3 separate regions of the Mus musculus genome follow, and regions 1 and 2 are each linked to region 3. Evidence: chromatin loops called from intact Hi-C (ENCODE). Cell type or tissue: heart. All regions are shown on one strand. Links, peaks and the distances in the headings refer to the core of each region. The heading gives the core; the rest is flanking DNA. Region 1 has its middle 12 kb from the start of Gm12789. Region 2 overlaps Raver2 (ribonucleoprotein, PTB-binding 2). Region 3 overlaps Cachd1 (cache domain containing 1).

Region 1 (8,420 bases), core at 226-8,225, 1.0 Mb before region 3:
TCTGACTGCATGCTCATGTGCCATTTCATGGCTTCCTCTGTGCTCTGCAATCCCTGGTTACTTGAATGTGAATCCAGAGCTGAGGTCACATGTTCGCCTGTGAGCCAGCTGCCCATTTCACACATAATACATTTTTGGAACACAGCCACATTTCTTTACTTATATATTGTCTACCCTGTTTTCACAGCACTCAGAAAAGCTGACATGAACAGTTGTGACAGAGACCATATTGCCTAGAAAACAGAAAACACTCACAACCTGGCCCTTTAAGAGAAAGCTTGTGGACTCCTCACCCACAAGTTCGAATAGATTGTGTGAGTATAAATACATTTCATTTCCTCGTTGTGTAGGAGCTTTCCAAACATTTCATAGTCCACATGCCTGGAAAGCACAAAGAGACCAGGCAGCAGTGCCAGCTTCTATCTCAGAAAAGGCCATGGGGACACCAAGAAGAGGCACTCTGTCTCCTCTAAGAACAAGAACCTCTGACCCAAAGACTTAGGGGTGTGAGGACAGAGCAGATTCCCCAATGAAGTCAATAGCAGTGGTAGATCAGCCCTTCTCCTCTCTTCTCTTGTTGCCTGGAGTCTACAGTTCATGGTTATTTGGTTCCCTGTTTCTGAGCCTATGGTGAGACAGTACACCAGGAAGCAGAGAGAGATTAGACAAGAAGAGAAGCATGCCCCCAATGACCTGCTTCTGAACTCCAGCCAGGATTTATCTCTCTTTTTTTAAAAGATTGATTGATTGATTGATTGATTGATTATATGTAAGTACACTGTAGCTGTCTTCAGACGCACCAGAAGAGGGCATCAGATCTCATTACGGGTGGCTGTGAGCCACCATGTGGTTGCTGAGATTTGAACTTCAGACCTTCGGAAGAGCAGTTGGGTGCTCTTACCCACTGAGCCATCTCACCAGCCCCAGGATTCATCTCTTGGTATCCCAATTCAGCAGAAACCAATCAGTGGCTCAAACCATTAATGAAACGCTCACTTCTAGCCAATCACCTTCTTAATAGTGCTACCAGTTGGTAACCAAGCCTCCAATACATGAGCCTTTAGGAGGCAGTAGGAAAGAAGGGACACTTCATAGGCAAATGGCAATGCATAATGAAAGAAAAGGTTGTTAGCAGAGTCACCTGGTATCAAATGATGAAATTAAGGTAAGATTCAACCAGAACCTTTTTCTCATTTAATACCACCAAGGACTTGCCCACCCTGCCTTAAACACCAATAGTCAAAACCATGATCTAGGGAAAAATAGTCATGACCATAGTCAGGGTCTGATCTAGGGAAAAGAACATTTTAGATTGCTTAAAGAGGAAGGTTTTTTTTTGTTTTGTTTTGTTTTTGTTGTTGTTGTTTTGTTTTTTCTTTTTTTTTTAAATTTTATAAGGGACTGGTTGTGTGAACCTTTGAAGATTGGAAGAGGAGAACAAGACCACTGTAACAATCCAGAGAATAACCTTCAGCATGGACATGATGGGACATCAGCAGAACTCCCAGAAAGGGGCAGCCAAGCAGAAAGAGATGGGGTTTCCAGGACTGAACACCTATGAATTGGTTTCAGCTAATGTTGGGATTAGAGATCTCAAAGCTGTGTGCAGATTACTATGGAAGGACAAGATGCCAGCCAAGGCCTGCACTATCAAGAGACTGCAAGGTCTACCTGGTGAGGAGCTAAGATTTCAAAAGCCTCCACTCTCCCCAGTGTCTTTCTTGGTCTTCCTCTTGCTTGTGAATCAGGAAGTGAGCTCTCAGCAGGTCCTGCTGCCATGTTTTGTTCCACCGTCATGAACTCTAACCCTCTGAAACCTAAAGCCCATAAATGATTTTGTTTATAATTTGTCTTAGCCACAGTGTTTTGTCACAGCTACAGAAAATAACTATGACTGAGGACAAGAGAGTGGGAGTGGGTATGCCCAGGGAACATTCAGAAACTACCGGCAGGTACTTTGGGTTTCCCCATTTTTCACTCCACTCTTGAGGGATTTAGGGTGTCAATGCTCCAACTGCCTGCAAAATTGAGGCATCAGTGAGCTTAGAAGACCAATCCTTATTACTTGACAAATAAAGAAATGGGAGATCTTATAGTAACAGTGAAAGTCCCTGCTTGTAAAACTTTGATGCTTGCATTTCACAGTAAATCGTGAACAAACAGAAAATGAAGGCAAGGTAGGCAAACAACTCAAAGAACACATGTCCCACAGCAAGTACATAAGCATTGCCTTTACAGGAGCCAGGGTATCAACGACACTTAGAGGCTTCACGGAGTCCTCTTGTTTACAGGCTGTAGCTGTATGGCCTTTGGGACAATCCTACTTTACAGAATTTTTACTTGAAAGCATTGTAACTATACATGTCCCTCCTCTGTTTTGCTAGCAGTTGATCAAAACTACTCCTGAGTTCAATAGCTACATGGGAAAAAGAAAATTGTAGGAGATAAAACCATGCCAGGAAGTTTGGTAAGGGAGAGCAGGTCGAGACCCGGAGACTCGGTGGGCACGCACCTGAGGCTTAGGTGACTCCCAGCTCCCTGGCAGACTTGGGACACATGCCATGCTTCTCACATAAAAGAGACACAGGTCACATAGGCTCAAGACAGAGGTCTCCATGCTAATGAAGTAGCTAGAGTTCCGGAGGGCATAGCCAATAAGCTTTCCTTCCCAGACATTCCTCCCTGCAAAAGGTATTTAATCCCAGGCCCACCCTGAGAAGCGGGGCATGGTTTTATGCATCCACTTTCCACTACGGCAAGAAATGATTCAGAACATGGAACTGCCTCTTTTCATTATGATCTGCAGTGGGGAGCAGTGGGAGACCACAAAGAAGGCCTTTACCTAAAGAGACACTGTCTTGTCTCCCATAGAAAGGCTCTCACTCCCAGCTACAACCTCCACCAAGCCTGTAGCTTTCAAGCCACCAACTCTCTCTCTCTCTCTCTCTCTCTCTCTCTCTCTCTCTCTCTCTCTCTCTCTCTCTCTCTCTCCCCCCCCCGTGGGACTAGCTCCCTGCTCCCCCTCCCCTGCACCCACACACACCCACCCTGGGCTAGACCCACTGCATTCTTTGCTCTTCCACGACTTCCAGCTGTGCCTGGGTGTCCAAGAGTCTGAGTCCCCCACAGCCCGACTTCAGCTTAGGCCCAGGGACCCTGGAACCAGTTCTGTCTTTCTCACACCTCAGACTGTGCTTTCCCACCCCAGAGTGGTGCCTAGGGCAGTGTGGGATAAGCACAGTCTAACTCCCTGAGTTCCACCTCCCCAAGCAGCCCTGGCCTGTGGTGAAGCAGATGAGGAACCCACAACCCTACAGAAATTTTCAAGGATGATTAACAAGGAGGACTGAGGCAGGCACGCATAGGGAATGGTTTAATAATGTGGGACTCTTCTTGGTTTGGTTTATGAAATCGCCTTCTGATAACGCAAGTGGAAGCCCAGCTTTTTTACTTACACATAACACCCCTCTCTGGAACAATGCATCCAATAACCTCAGGCCCCATTTGCATCCAGCTACATATATACCTCTCTCTGAACATTAGGATAAGTTTCTCCATCCTCCCCCCCCACCCCGCCATGACAATCATCAGATGTAGACAGATTTTATTCAATCATACCTTCCTTATGGAAGAGAAATGCCTGAACAGTTTGGGGTATATGCACAATCCTTCAAATGTGTGTCTCAAATAAAATTTCAAGAAGACTCTCTATTGGCTCTCTTATGCCTCTGAGTAATTGGGCATGCATATGATCAAACCCAAATGCATTATAGGAAGAGAAGAAAAAATAAATAAAAGCAGAGAATCACCCTCTTTATGCCCCCTAGGAATCAAACTCCTCCTTCTCTTGAATGTTGTAAGTGGATTATCCATAATATAAATAGAAACTATCAATTAATCAGGAGGCTCTGTTTCTTTACCTTATGCTTTTCCCCAGTAATCACACAGAAAACATAAGATGATCTATCCTTGACCTCCTATGCTAATCTGGCCAAGTCCCCCGAATAAACCACAGGCCCTCTGCACCTCACCTGCTTGGGTTCTTGCTGTTCGAAACGTAGTCCACTTTTTCTGTTCCTACTCAACTGTAGCTTGGAAGAAGATTGAAATTCAGGGGGTCAGGTATTCATCACATACGGGAAGCTTTCGTCTATTTTCCTAGATGACCAGCAGGTGGCAGCAGAGCCCAACACATAATTAGGACCACGGCGTCCTGGTACAGTAGTAACATTAGAGGAACCCAGTTGACTGTGTCTCCTTACCATTTTCTTCTCTTAACGGTGTGAAAACAATACCATCTAGCAAACCACACTTAAGGTTCTGAATTTCAATCTTCTTGCAAGCTACAGAAATGCTGTGCTACCTGTGGCAGAGAGCAAACGTCCTCAGTAGCCATAATAGGAAAGGAAAACAACCCACCTTTCCAGTGCGGAACTGCGGGGCTGTAGCCTTGGTAAGCGCATATTCCGCTCTCTGTACGCCCATCTTTGTAATTTGGGGAGGCATAGTGTAACTGACAATCTCATGTGTGTTTTCTAGTTCCCTGGAAATCTGGAGCCATAACCTCTCTGTTCTCTTCTATCATCCAATCCCTTTCTTACAACACTAAAGCCCAAGATGAGAAACGTTCTGAGAGAACTGGTTGGTTTGTAGCCACTTGACACAAGCTAGAGTCATCCAAGGGGAAGAAACCTGGATTGAAGAACAGTCACCATCAGATTGGTCTATAGGGCATCAAATATGATGATGGATGTGGGATAGTCCAGTCCACTGTGGGTAGCCCCACCCCACCCCACCTAGGCTGCTGGCTCTGCCTGATTTAAAAATCAAGCTAAGTGCCGGGCGTGGTGGCACACCCTTCTACCTGCATTTTAACATTTCTGGCTTATCTAATGCTTATCCATGAGAATGTGGGTCTCATGCCTTCTACAGTTCCAACTGGATATAAGTTTTTTTATTTAATCTTTTCAAAATTTCTCTCCCACGAATAAATAGTTAGACTTTCCATTTAGGCTTTCTTTCTTTTTTGTTTTGTTTGTTTGTTTGTTTGTTTGTTTGTTTGTTTTTGGAGACAGGGTTTCTCTGTATAGCCCTGGCTGTCCTGGAACTCACTTTGTAGACCAGGCTGGCCTCAGAAATCAGAACTCAGAAATCTGCCTGCCTCTGCCTCCGGAGTGCTGGGATTAAAGGCGTGCACCACCACGCCCGGCTCCCATTTAGGCTTTCAAACATCACCATTAAGGTGTCAAAAATGTCCTTGATGGTAACAGGAGAGCCAGGAGGGAGTGTCTGGACTCTTTTTCTCTTCATTTCCTGGTAAGAGCTGGTTAGTACCCACCTATCTTGCTATTTCCTAAGTCACATTCCAACACTAACAAGTTGCTCCAGAATGCTAATGAAGTGCTTTCAATAATGACGCAAACAGCATAAGCATACACTATCCTGACCAAGATGAACCTGTCCTTCCAAACTGAAGGCTTCAAGTTCAAGCCATGCTACACACAAATCTAAATTTCAGCTTTAACCAAACTCCTGAAAATATACCAGACAATGGCAACAGATTTCATTTTGTAGAGTCCCTTCATATGGTTTTCCTTCAAGATGCTTGTCTTCAACTGGATTTGATTCTCAAACTCTTGATTGTGATTTATTGGCATTTAAAATATTGCATGTTTATAAGGGCTTTCTCAAAACCTACTTCTACATCTGTTACAGAACTGTCATTTTTCTAGCTTTACATATGAACATTTCTCATGACATTAGGGCTGCCCTGAGTCTCCTGCCTCTGCTGTCTGCTGACAGTACTCTAAAAGCAATTTTTCAACACTTTGATGCTTTGAATTTTTCCCTCTTCTAGTGTTCTGCTTCCCAAAGCAGCCACACCTCAGCGGCTTCCCTTGCTTTCCATCACTCTTGGCCACTTGATCCGAGTAAGCTACTGAACCCAGCTGTGCTCTCTTCTGAGAGTGGCTTCCCACACAATCTTTCTGAGCAGAGTGTGCAGGCAGAGAATCTGGTTCCAGACAACGCTGGACACATATTTCTGAAAGAGGAATTTTGGAAACTAAAGCAGTCAATTTGTCATGAGGACTCTAATGGGTCAGTTGCCCTGGGGACTTTTTTCTTCGGGTACCCTTCAGAGTAGATCAAACACCTCCCAGTTCCAAAGGACTAGCCTGCTCCCCTGAAACTCTTACCCACTTCACTAAGACTTAATTTCCTTTTGGCTTTCTGCTCAGTGCCATCATTTGTTTGGTATAAATCATCCCTTATCTGATGTTTTAAAGTACAAGACATGTGAACACTCCGCATGTGTAGGTGGTATGAGGGACCTTATTGAGCCCCAAAATAATTGAGCCCCCAGTACCAAGGCTACACTTCTTTCTACTTATGCCCTAAGAAAGGGGTAACAGATAATTGTTTACAGAGGTTTAGTGATGGCAACATCTGGGTTGTGTCCATGATCATGGGCAATGTGGGGCCAAAAAACCCAGGCTCTGTAAGAGGAATGCTGTAAATAAACTCAATCATGAGATTTCTCTTTGGCCACTGGACTGTGGGGACACCAGTAAAGGGCTTGCAGATTCAGATATAAAACTGCAATAGAGGCAGCTGGTGGGACAGACATCCAGAAATCATCCATCCTTTGATCTCCTTAGGTATCAGATAGACTTCCAACTCTAGATCTAGGCTAGATCAGAAGTAGATGGCCAGATGGGTGGGGATGCATTGATAACTCCTGTGAACTGAAGAGAAAACAAGCTTTGAGCCTAGGCTCTTGTCCATAAACTGCACAATTTAATGATTTACAAAAGAATTCAGACACATTTCCCAAAGGAGGAAGGAAGAAACAAAAATAATTAGCCCTGAGATAGTTCTTCAAGCCAGAACCTTCTGATAAAGAGAGCCAGGACAGAAGTCTGTCCCCCTCCCATATCACTGGATAGGCACAAGTGTTATCCTTATGAGTCTCCCTGTAAGAATACAAGACTGCAATTCAATTTGTTTTGTTTTGTGTTTTTTTTCCCCAGGGAAAAAGGGAAAACCATGCCAAGAAATTAAAGTTCTAGATTAGTTTTAACCCAGATAGGAGAGCTTAAAATATAAAAGTCCACTGTAGTGGGCTAGAGGGATGGCTCAGTGGTTAAGAGCACTGACTGCTCTTCCGGAGCTCCTGAGTTCAATTTCCAGCAACCACATGGTGGCTCACAACATCTGTGATGAGATCTGATGCCCTCACCTGAAGAGTCTGAAGACAGCTACCATGTACTCATATAAAATAAGTAAATCTTTAAAAAAAAAAAAAAAGTCCATTGTGAGGGACAATATATTCAACTCAGACATTTTAAAATTTCTAAAATCTCACTCAAACAGCAAACATGAGTCCAGAATCATTTTAAAGACAGAACAAGCCATTGTGAGTTAAGAGTTAGCAAAAGTGACTATAGATATTGATGACCTAGATGCTAAAATATTGGCATTATCAGCTATAGAACCTAAAATATTATTGTCATAGTTCACTATAATTAAGTTTTGGAGCTAGATGGTGGTGGCACACACAATCTGTTTGTTTGAGACAGGGTTTCTCTGTGTAGCCCTGGCTGTCCTGGAAATCACTCTGTAGACCAGGCTGGCCTTGAACCCAGAAATCCACCTGCTTCTGCCTCCCAAGTGCTGGGATTAAAGGCATGTGCCACGGTGCCCGGCTGGCACACACTTTTAATACAGCACTCCAGAGGCAGAGTTCAAGCCCAGCCTTGTTTAAGGAGTTAGTTCCAGGACAGCCAGGGCTACACAGAGAAACACTGCCTCAGAAAACAAACAAAACATAGGTTTTGCAATATTAAAAAAAAATTCACTAGAAATTATATGGATGACAAGGAAAACTGGAAGAAAATTGAGAACACTAGAATTCAAGTTCAATCAATATTTTATGCGGTTAGAAAGGCTGCTGTCGGCCAGGCGTGGTGGCGCATGCCTTTAATCCCAGCACTTGGGAGGCAGAGGCAGGCAGATTTCTGAGTTCGAGGCCAGCCTGGTCTACAAAGTGAGTTCCAGGACAGCCAGGGCTATACAGAGAAACCCTAAAAAAAAAAAAGAAAAAAAAGAAAAAAAGAAAAGAAAAAAGAAAGGCTGCTGTCCATGCTATCAACCAAGGCCGAATCGATGGACCATGTTACTGGTGAAGGCCATGTGGATACCGGTGCTCTGTGCTGCAGCCTGAGGTCTTGTTCATGCATGTGACCTGGGCTGGCTGTCCTGGCCATGTTGATGTCTCTGGTCCATGTTGGTATTTGTGGCCCTGTTGTGGCTGGGGATTGTCTTGCTGTCCATGGCCTATGTTATCACCAGAGATCACAAGGATATCCATGGTCTGTGCTGCCATCTGAAGCCATGTTGATGTTCATGGCCAATGCTGT
Region 2 (8,420 bases), core at 189-8,188, 150 kb before region 3:
AAAAGGTTGCGTCATAGGTTGCATTTGTCCTCCCATCATCCTGTCAAGAAGAGACATGAGAGCCCATGGGTTGCTCAGTGGCATAGCCATTGCATTGGGTTTCATTTGGAGAGAGAAAAAAAAAAAAAGAGGCAGAATGACAGACCCACCACTAAACAGCTACGCTGCCTCTCTCCCTCAATCCTCTTAAGTGAGTCCAAGGCAGTGGTCCTCAGCCTGGGTCAGATATCCTGTATATCAGATATTTATATTACAGTTCATATCAGTAGCAAAATCATAGGAAGTAGTAACAAAGTTTTATGGTCGCGGGTCGCCAGAACCTGAGGAACTGTATTAGGAAGTCACAGCAATAGGAAGGGTGAGAAGCATCGCCCTAAGGGATTATTCACAAAGTTGAACAACTGCATAGCATTTGCTTGGAAACTGTGGAGGTGGGGGCAGGGAGGAACACAGATGAAAGTAGTCTTAGGTTGACAATGTAGGCAGCTTTTCCCCGGCTCACGCCCACTGCTGAGCCCAGCATCTCCCAGCAATTGGAAAGATACTGGTGGCTCCACCTTAGCCACTAAAACCGCTAACCTGCAGCTCGTTCTGCAAGTGAGATTTTCCCAAACATGAGGGGTGGCTTAGGGTTTACTTCTGTGGACAGACACCATGACCAAGGTGGCTCTTATAAAGGACAGCATTGAGTTGGGGCTGGCTTAATAGGTTCAGAGCTTCAGTCCATTAGCATCAAGGTACATGGCAGCCTCCAGGCAGACCTGGGACTTCTGGAGTTGAGAGTTCTACGTCTTCATCCAAGGCAGACAGGAGAAGACTGTCCCCTACGTGGCTAGGAGGGACTCAATGCCCACCTCACAGTAACACACTTCCTCCAGCAAGGCCACTCCTCCTAGTAGTGCCACTCCCTTGGCCAAGCATATTCAAACTGCCACAAGGAGCAAGATGCAAACACCTCTCACAGTGGGCAGAGCTCCCCTATGCCTCCCTCTCTCCGTGCTGCATGGTGACCACGTTCATCCTTAAAGCAAGAGCCTTCTAGATCGTCTTTATTCTCCCAAACCAGGCAGACACTGGATGTTGTTATTCAAATGGCTCTATATCATCCAGAGCCAGCCAACAGAGACCGAAGAGGTGAGCCTGAATGTCAGAGAAAAACATTAGTTAAGAATGAGAAATGAAAAATGCCCTTGTGGCTCATACAGCAGCGGAGAAGGATAATTCTGACTTAGTACATCAAAGACGGCTAGCTTTGTAAGGATTAGTGAGTGGGGAACAACGGTAGTTGGAGGTTTTGAAGCAAGCACAGTAGTCTGAGAAAAACAAACTCGTAACTAAAAATGAGTAAGAAACATTTAAAAATTGCCACAAAGAGAAAAAAAGCACACAGATCAACTTCCTCTTGTCTGTCACAGCATGCGGCGTCTCTTCCTTCATACCCTTCACCTTCAGGTCTTGGGCCCTAGGCTTCAATGAATGAATGAATGAATGAATGAATGAATGAATGAAAACGTGCACTTGGCTCTCTCCAAACTCCTATCTGAGGGCTTTCCTCAGTTACTGGAGAGGAGTCGGTAGGAAAGGCACTTGGCAACAAGAGTCATGTCCTGGGCTCTACCTCTGGGGGCCACACAGTCCTCTGACCTCCACAAGCAGGCCATGACGTGTGCCCTTCCATCCCTGTGCACAAAATAAGCATTTTAAAAAATTTCAAATGCACTTGAAACAAAGCTCACCCTAGCCCTGTGATGCTACCCAGCTGCAGCTTTGGGAGCCAGTAGCTCGCCCTGCAGATGCAGCACACCCAGGTACTTTCTGCACCGTAGCACATTTAAAGTTCAAAACGCTGTCCCAGGACAGCAGGGAATTTAGAATGTAACATGCTACTAGCAGAGTGTGGTGGCAGATACCTTCAAGTCCCAGCACTGTTAAGGATCCCAGCTTTTAGAAGGCAGAGGCAGAGGGATGTCTGAATTTATGGCCAGCCAAGGTACACGGTAAGATCATGTCTCAACAAAACAAAACAATTTAAAAGTTGTGGGCTGGAGAGATGGTTTCATGGTAAGAAAACACTTGCTGCTCTTGCAGAGGACCAGGTTCAGGTTCCAGCAACCACACTAGGGAGCTCATCACCTTCTCAATGTCCAGATTCAAGAGTTAGACTCCCTCTGCTGGGCTCCATAGTCACCTGCAGCCATGCAGTATAAACACTGACAAGCAGTCTCTCTCTGTGTGTCTCTGTCTCTCTCTCACAGACAGACAGACAGACACACACACACACACACACACACACAAAGTATAACCTGCTGATTTGGTGAAATTGCACCAGCACAAGAACATCCCGTCAGGTTGCTTTCACAACACTTCACTAGGCCTCATCCAAGAGCCGTCGCTCCCCCGCCCCCCAGGATGGGCCCTTTCCAGAAAACATTCATCTTCAGCAGGATTCTCCTCAGGATGAGGTGAAACCGCCTATCATGATTCTTCCTGGGCTCTGATCTTTGGAACCACGATGTGAGGAGGCGGCTTCCTGAGTGCTGTAGTTATGATGTCAACAATTTCCACTCCCCTCTAGCCTCCCGCGGGGGAGCCCGGCATCTTCACTCTTAGCTAGTCAGCTATCTCACCAAGAAGATGAGAAATCCAGAGAGTTGACAATGACTACTGGACTCCTGGCCCTCAACCCTTGGCATCTCAACCTCCCACATAATTTGTGACAACATTCTCCCTGACATCCAGATTCCTGAGATAGATGGCCAATCAGCAATGAACATCATACGGGACCAGCCAGGCAAACTAAATCTCCTCCCAGCCCCCCAAAACCCATTCTACCCGCGTTCCTACCCATCTCAGCCAGTGACAATTCCATTTTTCCAGGTCCTAAACCTATGTTCTGGCCTTCCTATGTTCTTTAGTCATAGCTTAGAATAAAATCCTAAGTACACAAAGGACCTAACAAGGTCCTACCTGTCTGCCCTGTCCCCACCCACTGAGACTTCTCCATTTCCATCTTGCCCCAGCCTCTCCTGCTGGGCGCTCTCCCTCCCTTTGTTCCTTTAACAAGGTACCAAGTTTGTCTCATGCATCTCTGCACTGGCTGTTCCTACTTGTGGGACTGTATGACACCGACAACTGTGTATCTATAAGACTCACATTTGCCCCCAAAACTCACCTGGCAAGTCACTGTGTCACATTTTTCAAAAATGAAAACCACCCGGAAAGTCTCAGTGGCCACAACTGTGTAAGTTAGACACCTTAAGTTCATTTAATGGTACAAAGGAATGTCCTGTGTCACATAACATGATGTGCTCTTGCACTGTTTGCCCACTAGATGGCAGCATTAGGCTCTCTAAGGAGAGACCGAGACGCTTCATTGCTTTTTAGTTCATTTTTGGGTTTGCGGCCACCCTAACTCATCACACATTCTGTAGCCGATTCCCTGGGTTGGACGGCCAGCTTCCCAGCAGGAAAGATCCATGTAACCAGGGAAACACAAGACTATGGCTTGGCAGTGCAAAGGACTCCTGCCAGTGAGCCAGGCGGCTGCCCCAAGCCAAGTGTGGAAAGAAAAACCCAAATCTCAGTTTAATGGTCAGGGAAAACGGTGAAGGGATTCCTAAATTATCCTTCATATTACTGAAACTAATGATTACGCCATGCTGAAAAGGTACTTTTTCTACTTCAATAAAAGGGGGCAGGAAGGAATATTCTATTGTTTTGTCAGATTGTAGTTAGAGGCTATACTCGGGCATTAAATATTTAATAAGCTGGCTCATGGGCTCCTGTAACATGGACGTATAACACCCATCTGATGCAGACAGACCTGTTCATCTTTACCTCAGACTCTGAAATATCAAACTGTCTATAGCTATCCAAATTAAAAAGATCTTTCAGCTAATAATGCTATTAGACTTTAAAATAACTCCATTTGTTTCTGGCTTCATTTTTCATCGTCCACTTCAAATATCTAGGACATGTAATTTTGGGAAAAATCAGCTGCATCTCAGTGTTGAGTACAGTAACTATAGCCAGGGATGTGGGGAGGTAACTACTTAAAATCAGCTGCATCTCAGTGTTGAGTACAGTAACTATAGCCAGGGACGTGGGGAGGTAGCTACTTAAAATCAGTTGCATCTCAGTGTTGAGTAACTACAGCCAGGGACGAGGGGAGGTAGCCACTTAAAACTGGCTTCTAAGGAGCTCTAGATTGGAACACGCCGGGTTAACGTGGTTACGGTACGCACTTTGGAACTTCAGGAACACTAAGTAAATATGCTTCCTCTATTTAGGATAACTAAGGTTTGTTTCTAAACTACCACACTCCAGGGCTGGCAGGATGGCTCAACAGTTAAAAGCGTGTATACTGCTCTTACAGAGAATGTAAGGTCCGCTCCTAGCCCCACACTGGTCGGCTCCAAGAGAATCTGGTTCACCCTCCCTGCCTCTGCAGGCACCTGCTTACATGCACATACTCTGACACAAACACATATGCATATAAGTAACAAGTAAACACTGAACATATCGTTAGTCCAGTGTTTGTTTCTATGTACAGAGCTGGAAGACTCAGTCTGACCCCAGAGTATCCCCGCACTGCCAGTGACAGCCGCTGACTCTCCGTCTGACCCCAGAGTATCCCCGCACTGCCAGCGACAGCCGCTGACTCTTCCTCTGCACTCCCAGAGCAGTCATCTGACTTTCCCTACAGATTTACTTATTCTGAACACTGCACATAAACAGAATCATACATGTGGCCTCTTTGGCTTACTTCACTTAGCATGCTTTTGTGGTTCATCATGCTGCTCATTTGCTTGCTAACTTGTAGACAACTGGGCCTTTCCATTTTGGCTGTTAGAGATAATTTACCGTAAACATTAGTGTATAAACTGGTATGTAGATACATTCAAATTCTCTTAGCACATATCTACAAGTCAAACTCTTAGTTTGAGGAATGCTAACTTTTACTGACAGTTCACCATGCCTTTGCCCATATAGCTGTGACTCTTTTTCCTTCCAGTTTCTTGGTGTGGGTCATCTCATATGACCTACATTCCATGCTTGTCACTCTTATCCCTGCTGACATCTGCTGCAGTCCCTTAATGAAGTTTTTATTATGTTGACAGCCTGCTTGGTGTGGCCCAGCTCCCACACTGCCCAAGGTCGTTCTTTACATATGACTCACTTTAATTCTTTATACCGTCGTCTCCTAAGTCCAACACCCAGGAGACCTTATGAGCATTTTGTATTACCTGCTTCCCCTGTGCACGGTGTCTTAGTCAATGTTCTATTGTTGACATCATGACCATGGGAACTTTTATAAAGGAAAACATTTAACTGGGGCTGGCTTACAGTGTCAGAGGTTTAGTTCCTTGTCATCATGGCAGGAAGCATGGCAGAGACGGTGCTGAGGAACAACATGGCAGAGATGGTGCCGAGAGATCTACATCTGGCTTGGCAGGCAGCAGGAAGAGAGACAAGAGGCCTGTCTTCAACAATTGAAACCCAAAGCCACACCTACTCCAAAAGACCACACCTCCTAATCATTGTCAAGTACTGCCACTCCCTAATGACCACGCATTCAAATCTATGAGTCGATGAGGGTCACTGCTATTCAAACCACCACATTTCCTGACTTGTCTGATTCCTCTCTCTCTCTCTCTCCCTCTCTCTCTCTCTCTCTCTCTCTCTCTCTTTCTGTTCTATTGATTTTTCTGTTGTTGTTGAAAACTGAAGATCATTTAAATGAAATGATGTGGTGACTGGAAATGAATCTACAAACCCCTCTCTTTTGTTACTGTTCAGTAGCTTCTTTTGAACTTGTGAAAAGTCAGTTCTCCTGGCTGTGTGAACTGCTGTTATCTGTTAATGGCTACCCTATAGATTGCGATGCACATTCATGCACAATGCAGAAACCTTCAAATCCCTATTTCACTTGCTCCATTCTGGCCCTGGCATTAGGGCTGTAAGATAACTATCTGCATGCATTACAGTGTCAACGATGCTCTGTACTGGTTCCCTATGAACTCAAAGGGGGGAAACAGTTGTCATCTGCACATTTTATCAGTCCTGACAGTGGCTCTCGCTGCTGGAGAGGCTGCTAGACACCATGTGATGTCCAGGGAAGGCCCAGCAATTATTCAACCCCAGATGACACTGGTGCCAAGGCTGCAGTCTCTGAGACAATACGCATTGTTGTTACCCCGTTACTGTCTAGATCATCTCTCTGTAAGTCTGACTCCTGTACACGATCGTGAGTTCCTGATTTACGAGAGGGGACTCTGCTCATGAGATCTGTGTTTTTTGAAGAAAATTTTGATCGTTCGTTTTTCAAACATTTTATACTCCATTAACCGCATCTCCTCCACTGATATGCACTTCTAGCTGCTTGGTCTGCTCCCGGGGCTCTGAAGAGCCTGCTCACTGGTTTCCACTCTCTCCTCTGCCTGCTGCTTTTCTAGTGGTGAATCTTTCCTTCCTGTCTTTCCAGTCCTGTGCTGTTCCCATCTAATGTAATCTTTAATATCACAAAACAACTGCTAGGCAGTGGCGAATGCCTTTACTTCCAGCACTCAAGAGGCAGAGCGAGGCAGGTCTGAATTTGAAGCCACCCTGGTCTACAGAGTGAGTTCCAAGACAGCCAGGGCTACACAGAGAAACCCTGTCTTGAACAAACCAACAAACCAATCAAAAAGAGAGAGAGCGAGAGCGCTAAACAACTCCTGTCAGTTCTAGAATTATTAAATTCTTTTATAGTGTGTAACTCTCTGAGACCCCCTATGTGTCCATGATGTCATCATGTTATTTGCCATTTATGTTTTAATGTCATTGTTTACTGATACCAACACCTGGTCATTGCGGCTCCATCTCCCTCATGAAATGTTTTATATCTGTAGGTTATTTTACCTACATGTATGTCTGTGCACCACATGTGTGCCTGGAGCCCATGGAGGCCAGAAAAGGGCCCCAGGCACTGGAGTTAACAGACGGTTATGAGAGCTGCCATGTGGGTTCTGAGAATCAAACCCAGGTCTGCTGGAAGAGCAGCCAATACCCTTAACTGCTGAGCCAACCCTTCACCCCCAACTTCATAGTTAATTGTGAATTACTGGATGCTGAGAACGAGAAATGGAAAAAGTACGGACTCCATTATCTTCCTCTGTTGAGGACAGTTTGTTCTAACTCAGTGGTTCTTAGCCATCCCAATGCTGCAACCCTTTAGTGCAGTTCCTCATGTTGTGCTGACCTCAACCGTCAATTTTTTTTTGTGTGTGTAGCTAATTCATAAGTGTAATTTTGCTACTGGTAATATAAACATCTATGTTTTCTGGTGGTCTTAGGGAACCCCTATGAAAGGGTTGTCTGTTGCCCAAAGGGCTTGTGACCCACAGGTTGAGAAAGTTCAAAATCCAAGTGTCGCCTCTGCGCTGGACTTCACCGACCATCAAGCTTTGGCTCTGACATCTCCCTGACAGCAGCGGTTCAGTGCTCAGCCAACTAGGTTAGGCTGGAGTTTCACGATGGCTCCGGGGCTCCTACCCATGTGCTTCCCTCTGTTCCAGGACTTTACAGCTTCACAGCCCTTAGGCTTCCTCTGTGACTCAGGTCACCAGAAGTGCAGATTTGCATTGAGTCAAGCAAAGAGCCTCAGAAACATGACTGTCCCCCAGGGGAATTCCCCTTGTCAGGACCTGACACCCTTCAGCGTTTGCTGAAGTATTCCCCAACGCTTTCAAACAGCAGCTGCTTTTTTCAAATGCACTCCAGATTTTATCAGGGATTTAATAACAATAACTTCATATTCATTAGAAACACCAAGTAGCAAACCCTTAAATGGATAACTTTACTTCAAAGTGAAATCATGCCATCTACTATCTGACACAACCGTCTGTCACAATCCTTATGCCCAAGAACCTAAACAGAGTTTCCAGGAGCTACTACTGCAGCGACATGGACCCTGCAGTCTGAGAAATCATTGACAAACCATAGAGACAGGGAGAGTTAATTACGCCATCGGCTCTTCCACCTACACCATGAAGGGACAGTTTAAAACTCACCAGCATGGTAGTAAGATGGAATGTTCACACTGTCTAACATGCAAGATCCTAAGGGCAATCCCAGTGCTATTTTTAAAAAAATGATTAAGAACTGAGTTGGGATATAGTTCAAGAGTAGCTCGAATGCTTGCCTAACACGCACAATTGAGCTTTTGGCTCAATCCCTCAGTGACGGTGGTGATGATGGTGATAAATGCTTACACTGTGTGCTGGGTAGTTTTTATTGTCAACTTGACACAACCTCAGTTACCTAGGAAGAAGGAACCTCAACAGAGCTGACTGGATCAGACTGCCCTGTGGCCAGTGTCCTCCATTAATATGGGAGGACCCAGGACCCAGGATGCTGTGGATGGAGTACTACTCAGATAT
Region 3 (8,420 bases), core at 359-8,358:
GCTCACTCTTTTACTGTGGGCCACATTAGGGTAGGGGTGACAAGTGAAATAGACTTATCTCCCTTCCTTAGCGACTCAAAGTGAGTAGGAGAGATGCTTCCTCAAATGTAGACCATGGTGAACGAGAGTGGTGAGGTTTCCCTGAAAGCAAGGTGGACTAACTGATCCCGACTAAAGGAATGAGGAGGGGTCACCCCACTTCAAATGGGTAAGACTTTGGCGAAGTGATCCAAGGAAGGAGACAGAGGCCAGCCCCAGAAGCAAGGAACTGTGAAATGATTCCTCTACTGCATGCCTTGGACGTGTGTTAGACAGTAGCTGGACTGCAGGGATGTGAGAGGTGGACAGATAAATTAGAGTTATTGCACGATGTGTATGCTGGCATAGACAATAGGTACACGATCTCCCTATAAATGGCCAGCCATGAATAACCTGTGGTCAGAGAGACCTACTGGCAGTTTGGAGGATGGATGAAAGGGCAAACAAGAGACAAAGGAAGCCACTGCACAGCCCACTGAAGGATATGGGAAAGTGGGACAGGGCCGATTATAGAGGTTGCTAGGCAACCAGGTATGGGTGTTATACGGTAAGGCGACTGGCTATAACTCGAGTCAGTATGATGGCAGAGGAGACCTGGGGATCCCCTAGTGTCACCAAAGCATGACTTGTTTGGGACCATCTTGATGCTGAGAGCCTGGTGTACACACACACACACACACACACACACACACACACACACACACACACCCTTTAGAGGGACATTTGGGGGTCTCCTATCAGATATTTACATTATGATTCACAACAGTAGCAACATTACAGTTATGAAGTAGCAATACAATAATTTTAGGGTTGGGGGTCACCACGACATGAGGAACTGTATTAAAGGGTTGCAGCCTTAGGAAGGTTGAGAACCACGGCCTTAAAAAGGATTGGCTACCTTGGGGAAATGGTGAAAAGCTGGGCCTGGGGAAAGCAGGCAAGGCTGCTGGGTAGGAGGGCTGAGGCTAGGCTGAAAATGATAGCTGAAACCACCAGCACTTAGTGGCAGGTACTGGGGGTGTATTGACACTTGTCACCACAATCTGAGCAGAAGCCAGGTACTCAGAGAATTGGAGGCTGCATCCCAGACCTCCAGTCCATGGTGGACAGTAAGAACGCTTAAAGGTGGAGAAGCACCTAACATCAAGAGATTGTTCCTGGGAAGAAGCAGAGCTTGGGGGCCAAATGGACCAACCAGGTAAAGGGGTTAGAGGGCTTGACATCCCTGTAGATGGTCCAAGTTTCTAGAGGAAACAGTGACACTTTTATCCACGTTTAAGCGATAGAGGGCAGGGCTAAGACTACATTGTGAGATGGGAGGCCAGACTCTGAAAGATGCTAGACATAGGTCCAAACCACACTGTCGTTTGCATATCAAGGAAGGTGTCAATTAGCAAAGCATTTAAGCTGTTTGCCTAGATGCCACCCAGGTGGATCTCATCTCTGGTCACTTCCAAGTGCCACAGTAAGGGACTGATCATTTATTTAGCACACCCAGTGTAAGTTCCTACCTTCTCAGATCCTACTGCTATGCTTCATGCTTCTCTGTGCCTTAGGTCTTCTCCACTAAGTCTTCCATGCCCACCCCCCGACCTGCCTCAGGTCTTGCGAGCCACCTGGGTTTGGTGTTCCTTTGTCTCTCTGCATGGCATTCTGTGACTACCATATTATACTGAAAACAGGTTCTTTGTTGACAGATTGCCCCATTGTTTTGGTTTATTATTTTTGGAGATATGGTCTTGCTACATAACCCAGGCTAGCCTGGAACTCACTAAATAGCCCAAAATCCTCCTGCTGTGCTTCATGTGCTGGGGTTAAAGATGGTCACTGCTTTGCCTGGCTAGCCAATATTTCTTATTTGCTGCCTCTGCACTCCTAGCATGGAACACAGTGCCTCACACAAAGGAGATAGTTCACAGCAAAACCAGCCAGGTCCGCAGGTACAGATCTGTTAAAGGCATCTTAGAAACTGAGGCAGGAAGATACAGGCTCAAGGCTGGTCTGGGCTACAGAGCAACTTCAAGGCCAACTTGAGCAACTTAGATTCTGTCTCAAAATAAAGTTAAAAAGGGCCAGGAAGATACCTCAGTGGGAAACCACTTGCTTGGCATATACAAGGCTTTAGGATCAGTCCCCCAAACTCTAAAAAACAAGCAAGCCTTCGCACACTATAACTCCCCAAGTCATGACATCAATGTGTCTTCTCTTCCCCGTCGCTTTCCCTAGCATGCCAAACACTAGTCTCATATAATTAGGAAGATTTGGAAATCCATTTTTTTTCCTATTCAATAGTTTTTAGTCCAGAGATTTTCTATAACTATTTGCCTCATTGTGTTTGGATTTGAGATTTCCCCAGAGGCTGTTGTGTTGGGGGCTTGGATATTGTTTATTGTGCTTTGGGAAGGGGCTCAACCAAGATGGCTCCAACCTCATCTGTGGACTGATCCCTTGATACATTCAAACCATGCAGCATTAGTGGGAGCAGGTCGGAAGTAGGTGGTGGGGTCCAGTTAGAGGAAGTATGCACCTGGAGGCTCGCCCTGGAAAGATATACCTCACCCACCATGAGGCCATCACTGTTTGCTTGGCCGGGGCCCAGAAATAGCATGCATGGCTAGCTAAGCATAGACTGAGACCCGTTAAACTGTGAGCCAAAAATACGTTTCCCTCTCTGAGGTGGCTTCTCCCAGCATCTGCAAGTGATGAGAAGTGTGCACCGACATGACTCATTCACTCCACACTTTCCGAGTATTTAATTACATGAATGGGAATCCCCAGGGCACAGCCAGTGGCAGAGCAGCAGGTAAAACAATGCATGCCCTTTTCTTTCTCTTTAAGCCTGCTTTTGTGGGTGTATGTGGTAGTCGTGTGAGTATGGGTGTGCACGTGTGGAGGTCGAAGGACAATCTCTAGTGTTGGTCCTTACCTCCTCCTTTGCTAGAGGCAGGGTCTCATTTGCTGCTGTATACACCAGTCTAGCCCTCCCACAGGCTCCTGGGGATTCTCCCATCTCCACCTCCCATTTCACGATGGGAAAGAACTCTGGGCTTATAGATGGGGCTTTTGTGCCTGGCTCTGTGTGGGTTCTGTGGAAACTCAGGTCCTCACTCCTTGTGCAGCAAGCGCTTTGCAAACTACAGAGCCTTCTCCTCAGCCCACAGACACATTTTCTCATCCAACAAATAACCATTTACTCGATGCCAGGCAGTTGTGCTGTGTACTGAGAACTGCGAGGGATCACGGAAAAAAATGTTATCTGAACACAAAGGACCTCTGGCAGCAATTGCAAAGGCATATGTAGAAAAGCATCTATGGAGATAGCCTCAAGTAAGATCCACACTTTAGGAATGAGGCCAGGCACCCATGAGGAATAGAAGACCAAACTTGGCTTCTGTAGTTTAGCATTCTGCTTATGTGTTTATGTTCCACTTCCTGAGACACTGTTACTTGGGAAAACCCAAGGTTCCTTCAGGGACTCACTCGCCATCTAGTGGCCACAGGCAGTAACTTCAGGAGAATAGTTCCAAAATATGTCTGCTTTTGACTAGGTTTTTGTTCATCATTCAAGGATGAGGGAGAAATCCCATTTTCAAAAAGAAAAGGTTGCCTAGCGATTGCACACACACACACATACACACATGCACGCGCATACACACTCAAGGAAAAATTATCTGTCTAAACTCGGCTGTGAAGTTTCTAATGAGGAAGTAACAGCAATATAAACTCACAAGGGGCAAATAAACACATGCTGGCTGCTTTTTTCAACTTAAAAATAATCCAGCAGATACCAGACAGAACTTGCTGTTTTCAAGAGAAATATGAGACAAAGCAGACAGACACACGGTTACAAAGCTGTTTAGTAAGTAGCTCAACTTGAAAGGCTCATATGCTGCCGACAAGAACAAACACTTTTAAGTTGTCTTGGGATATTGATGAAAGTGGGGTTGGGGTATTCGCAACACAAGAGTATTTGCCTAGCATGCACCAGATCCTAGTTTTCATTCCCAGCACCAAAGGTATAAAACCTTATGCTTTAAAACATGTCCTCACGAACTATCTCTAACAAGTTTCCAAGCAATCGAAATTTTCATTCTAGGAACATCATCACTATGCAGCTTACCAGGGGCCTAGGTGTTTAGCACTCTAGCATACGCATGCGTGTGTGCACACACACACACATGCACGCACGCACACTCAGCATAACGTAGAAGCCTGGCACTGCTTTCTCCTGAGCTCCAGCCCTTCCTTGGATCATGAACTACTTTCCCTTTCTCCTTTGTTCACTCCAGGAGTCTCTCTCCTTCCCCCATGTATGGATCTATGAACACATCTGCGCGTCATTTCTGGGTTCCCCTAGAGTATTAGCAGGGAGGAGAGAGCACAGGTGCAACCCCCCCCCCCCTGCTCCCACCGTCCCATGCCCTTTAATCTTCAAGGACTTTACCAGGTAGAAATTTTATTCCTGTTATTTATGTATGTATTTATTTTCGAGACAGAGTGTCCCTGTGTAGCCCTGGCTGGCCTGGAACTTGCTGAGGAGTAGATCAGGTTAGCCTCCACATAACAGGATCTGCCTGTCCCCGCATCTAGAGTTCTGGGATTAGATGTGTATTACCACAGCTGGCCATTCTACTTTTAAGAATCAGGAAACTAAGGACTAAAGTAGCTCGCTAGAGTCTCAACAAGAGGTGATAGACTCTAAAGTGAACTCATCCTTGCCTCGAGGGTGTCCCCCAGCCCCACATTGTCCAGTGCACAGGACACGCCCAGTACAGGAATGACACACAGGACCACCACTCAAAACCATGTTGACAAAACAATCAATTCTATTTTCTCCCTTAATGTGCACGTAGATTTTATCCTGCTGGCATGGCAGGGCCATCCACGTGATGGGTCACTTTTGGTGTCATGCTGTATAGGTTCAGGGATACGACAGCCTACCGTTAGGCTCCATTGATTTAATGATGTATTTTGGATCTGGGCGCCATCAACACTCTGCACTTCCTTTGGTGGTGTATTCTGTCTGCATGAGAAACTATTTTTTTTATTCCTTGGGGATAATAGAAATCCAATTAGTGGGAGATGAGCGACTGTGAGTCCTTTGCTGCCTCACTGGCTCAGGTACTCATACTTCACGGGGCACTTTACCTAAGCTGCTGCTTCATGCTATATCACCAAGACAGTGGAAGGAACTGGGAAACACATCGTTACTCCAGATCCTAATTTGGTATGGATGCCACGGGAGAGGGAGAGCTGAGAGCTGGTGTTTCTGCTGAATAAGAAATTATTTCTGCTGAACTTTAGTAGCCCTGGAACCTGCTTTAGTATTCAAAAGAGAAGGCACAGAATGACCTAGCAGAAGAACTTAAGCAGGTTCAAAGGATTCTTTTGTTGGGGGTGGGGTGGGGGGGATAGGGGAGGCAGGAAGCCAAGAAACTGAAAAATTTAAGTTCTGCCTCTGTTCTCCATAGAAACCCGAAGGTTCTATTTAGTCAGCGGGAACAATGTCATTCAAAGCTCAATACACAGCCTCTGATTTACCAGGCTGGGCTGCAGCATCTCACATCCTCCAAGGGAAGATTGCATCCCTGAGGTGGTGTCAGGGGACTATTGGTTGCTTGGAGGGATGTCATCTTCTGTGCTTTTTGCATACAAATAGAGATACAGTGTTTGAAGACTTTTTTTTCTTCTTTTCAGGATAGGTGTGGGAAAAGCCAAGATTTAAAAAAAAAAAGGTTAAAGTAATTATCTAAGCATATTCAAAGACTTAGGTAGTTTTAACAATAAAGCATTCTTTTCTTGGGTTCTGTTTTTGGTTGATAGTGGCAGCGAGGCTCAGACCTGACACACCTGCTGTCCCAGACACAATAAGCAACAAGACACCAAGAACGTGAGAAGCCCTGCACGGTGGCTGATGTTTGGGAGAGGACGTGGGACTTCCCATGACATGGGTCAGTGCAAATGGTTGTTCTTAATCAAAGCTTTTGAGCCTGGAAGACATGGCCAGAGATGGGGATGGGCAATGCTAGAAGACAGCCTAGATTTGTCTATGACCCAAGAGTATGATGCTGACACTGGTCCACCAGCAACAGGAGGTCCTGGGACCTAAGGGACCACACCTTTAGTGACAGACACACATATACACCCCGTTAGAAACATTATTTTGGAAAGTTCTGGGAACTCTGGGAGATGAGACCTGGATGAAGGAAGTGGGTCATTGGTGATTGCTCCTGATTTATATTACCTTGACTATTTTTCTGGTGTATGCCCCCGACTCCATCCACCCTGGGTAGGATGGTCACAGCTGTCTTCTAAGACTGCCCCTGCCACTATGGTGTTTTACTTAAGATACAGGCCTAAGCCATAATATGGTTGCTTAGCAACCAAACTGAACCTCTTAACCTTGAGCCAAAGGAATAATTCCTCCCTGAAGTTTTTTTCACCTGGTATTTGGTTACAGATATGAAATAAGTGTCAAAAAGGTCTCGATGAATTCAAGGCCAGCCTGGCCTACAAAGTGAATTCCAGGACAGCTAAGGCTATATAGAGAAGAAAAAAATTTACACTTATTTGTGTATGTGTGCCTGTACACTGTGGTGTGGGGCAGTCAGAGGTAACTTGGGGGAATCAGCTCTTTCCTTCTGTCATGTGGATTCCATGGATTGAACTCAGGTCATCAGGCATGGCTGCAAGAATCTCTACCCACTGAGCCATCTCACCAGCCCCCACCTTCTCGATGGAGAAAAACTTGAAAGCAATCTGTGTGGTCAGGGCCCTTTAGCTTGACACTTTTCTCAAACCATGTCATGCTTGGGTGTATCCTTTGGGGAAACTATGTCAAAATAAATTAGCTTACGAACAGAACAGGAGAAAGAGAGAGTCAGTCTGTGCCCGCCTCCCACAGCATAGCCCAGGCCTCTGGGAGCTCGAATGCCGGACACCAGATCTTACCATGATCACTTTCAGTTCCCGAGCGGCCCCAGTAGCGTCGCCTCCTTTCTGGACTGTGTACGTGTCGCTCCATGACTGCAGCTATGAACCGGGTGTTGCTGACTGTAGGACGTCACGGACAATTAATGTCATTCCTGTGCCAGTGCCTTCATTGTTCAACCCCCTTGCTCTGAGCATGCCCACTCACTCACGTGTTGGAAGGGTCAGTCTTTCAGAAGTTAGAATAAATAATTTTTAAAAGAATCCTAAGGATGGGGGTGGGGGAAGCTGGCTTAGGGCTGATGCAGGGAGGGGCGGTCAGCTGCTTATCTCCAGGCACCAGCAGGCTAACGTCTAGGCAGCGAAAGGCCATGGGAGTTCAACATCAACAGAAGTCTCTTTTAAGAAAGAAAGCACTTTTCCATTACTCTGAGATGTGTACACTAATTAGGGGACTAAAAAAATTTTTTCTAGAAAGTTCTCTTTCTAAAACAACATGTTGGAAAAGTCATGGGGCGAGAGGCTTTAGGTCAAAGAAAGTGTAAAAGATAACATCCCAAAAAAAAGAGATATTCTGAAACAAAGCAGAGACCCACACCTATTCCTAGTGAAAAGGGGAGGAAAAAAAAATCTACCATGTCAAAGCTTCTGAAATTTTAATACAAGCCAAAAGGACATAAGAAAGAATATTTATTTTGGATTAGCCTCCCGCTGACACACGAGGCAGGGGGTGGCAGATACTCACTGATGCCTCTGTCTTCATGACTGTCATCGTCTCTTTCATCTCTGTCATTCTCCAGGTTGGACATACGCACTGACATTTCTGTCCATCATTAGAAAGAGAGAAACATGACTATTTAATCAAACAAAACCATGGGCTTTAATACCCTGCTGAGTGATGGTTTGATGGCTAGGTGACAGCATTCCGTCAAGAATGAGTTCAGGGCAGAGGATGGAGGAGAGTGGTAGAAAGCTCTCCTCAAGTGTGCTGGGTTCTATCTCCAGCCCCTCAAATAAAATAAAATAAAATAAAATAAAATAAAATAAAATAAAATAAAATAAAATAATGAGCTTGCAAGAGAATGAACAGATGCCTCTGTCTGATACATGGGTGGGCAGAGACAAAGGAAGAACAAGAGAATAAGGGAAGAGCATCTAGAATAGTGTTCTGGAGAAAGAAGAAACGGGTGGAGGCCAGCTCATTGTTAATCTTCTATCAAGTGCTTAAGCAGAAGAAGTGGGTCTGAAGCGTTACTGGCTGAGCCGTGAAAAGGCTCCAGAGCTGCATACAGGTGCAAGGCCACACTGGATGCGGCCACCCTGAGTCTAGCCGATTCTCAGGTAGGTATACCTTTCTCTGTGGCTATGCTGTGTCAGGTCTGTCGTCATAGCAACACCTAACACCAACTTGTCACTAGTCCTACAAGCTGAGCTAAGTGGACAGGAAAACT

The links. Peaks named below come from ENCODE experiments on the same cell type or tissue, not always from the same donor. Only the 100,000 strongest peaks of a DNase experiment are listed, where the experiment ranks them.
Region 1: a loop joins it to region 3, with 5 times the contacts of the local background. A loop is called at or near these places in 2 of 42 quality-filtered maps.
Region 2: it touches region 3 in a loop (9-fold over the local background); 29 of 42 quality-filtered maps call a loop at or near these places.

What each region holds. Positions count from the first base shown.
Region 1 is chr4:101,994,486-102,002,905 of GRCm38, reverse strand. No RefSeq gene overlaps it. Among named protein-coding and RNA genes, the nearest start is that of Gm12789, 12 kb to the right of the region's middle. In heart, for the core only: CTCF peaks have their summits at 3,974 and 4,174 (motif pointing right); no DNase peak of the experiment used is centred there; H3K27me3 peaks cover 407 bases.
Region 2 is chr4:101,141,210-101,149,629 of GRCm38, reverse strand. All of the region lies in intron 11 of Raver2 (ribonucleoprotein, PTB-binding 2), which reads right to left. Among named protein-coding and RNA genes, the nearest start is that of Gm24468, 41 kb to the left of the region's middle. In heart, for the core only: CTCF peaks have their summits at 2,173 (motif pointing left) and 3,323 (motif pointing right); a DNase peak (open chromatin) is centred at 3,329.
Region 3 is chr4:100,993,407-101,001,826 of GRCm38, reverse strand. It overlaps Cachd1 (cache domain containing 1), which reads right to left. Exons shown (of 27, transcript NM_198037.1): 25 at 7,715-7,792; 26 at 6,991-7,092. Among named protein-coding and RNA genes, the nearest start is that of Raver2, 71 kb to the left of the region's middle. In heart, for the core only: a CTCF peak has its summit at 3,527 (motif pointing left); no DNase peak of the experiment used is centred there; H3K27ac peaks cover 1,395 bases.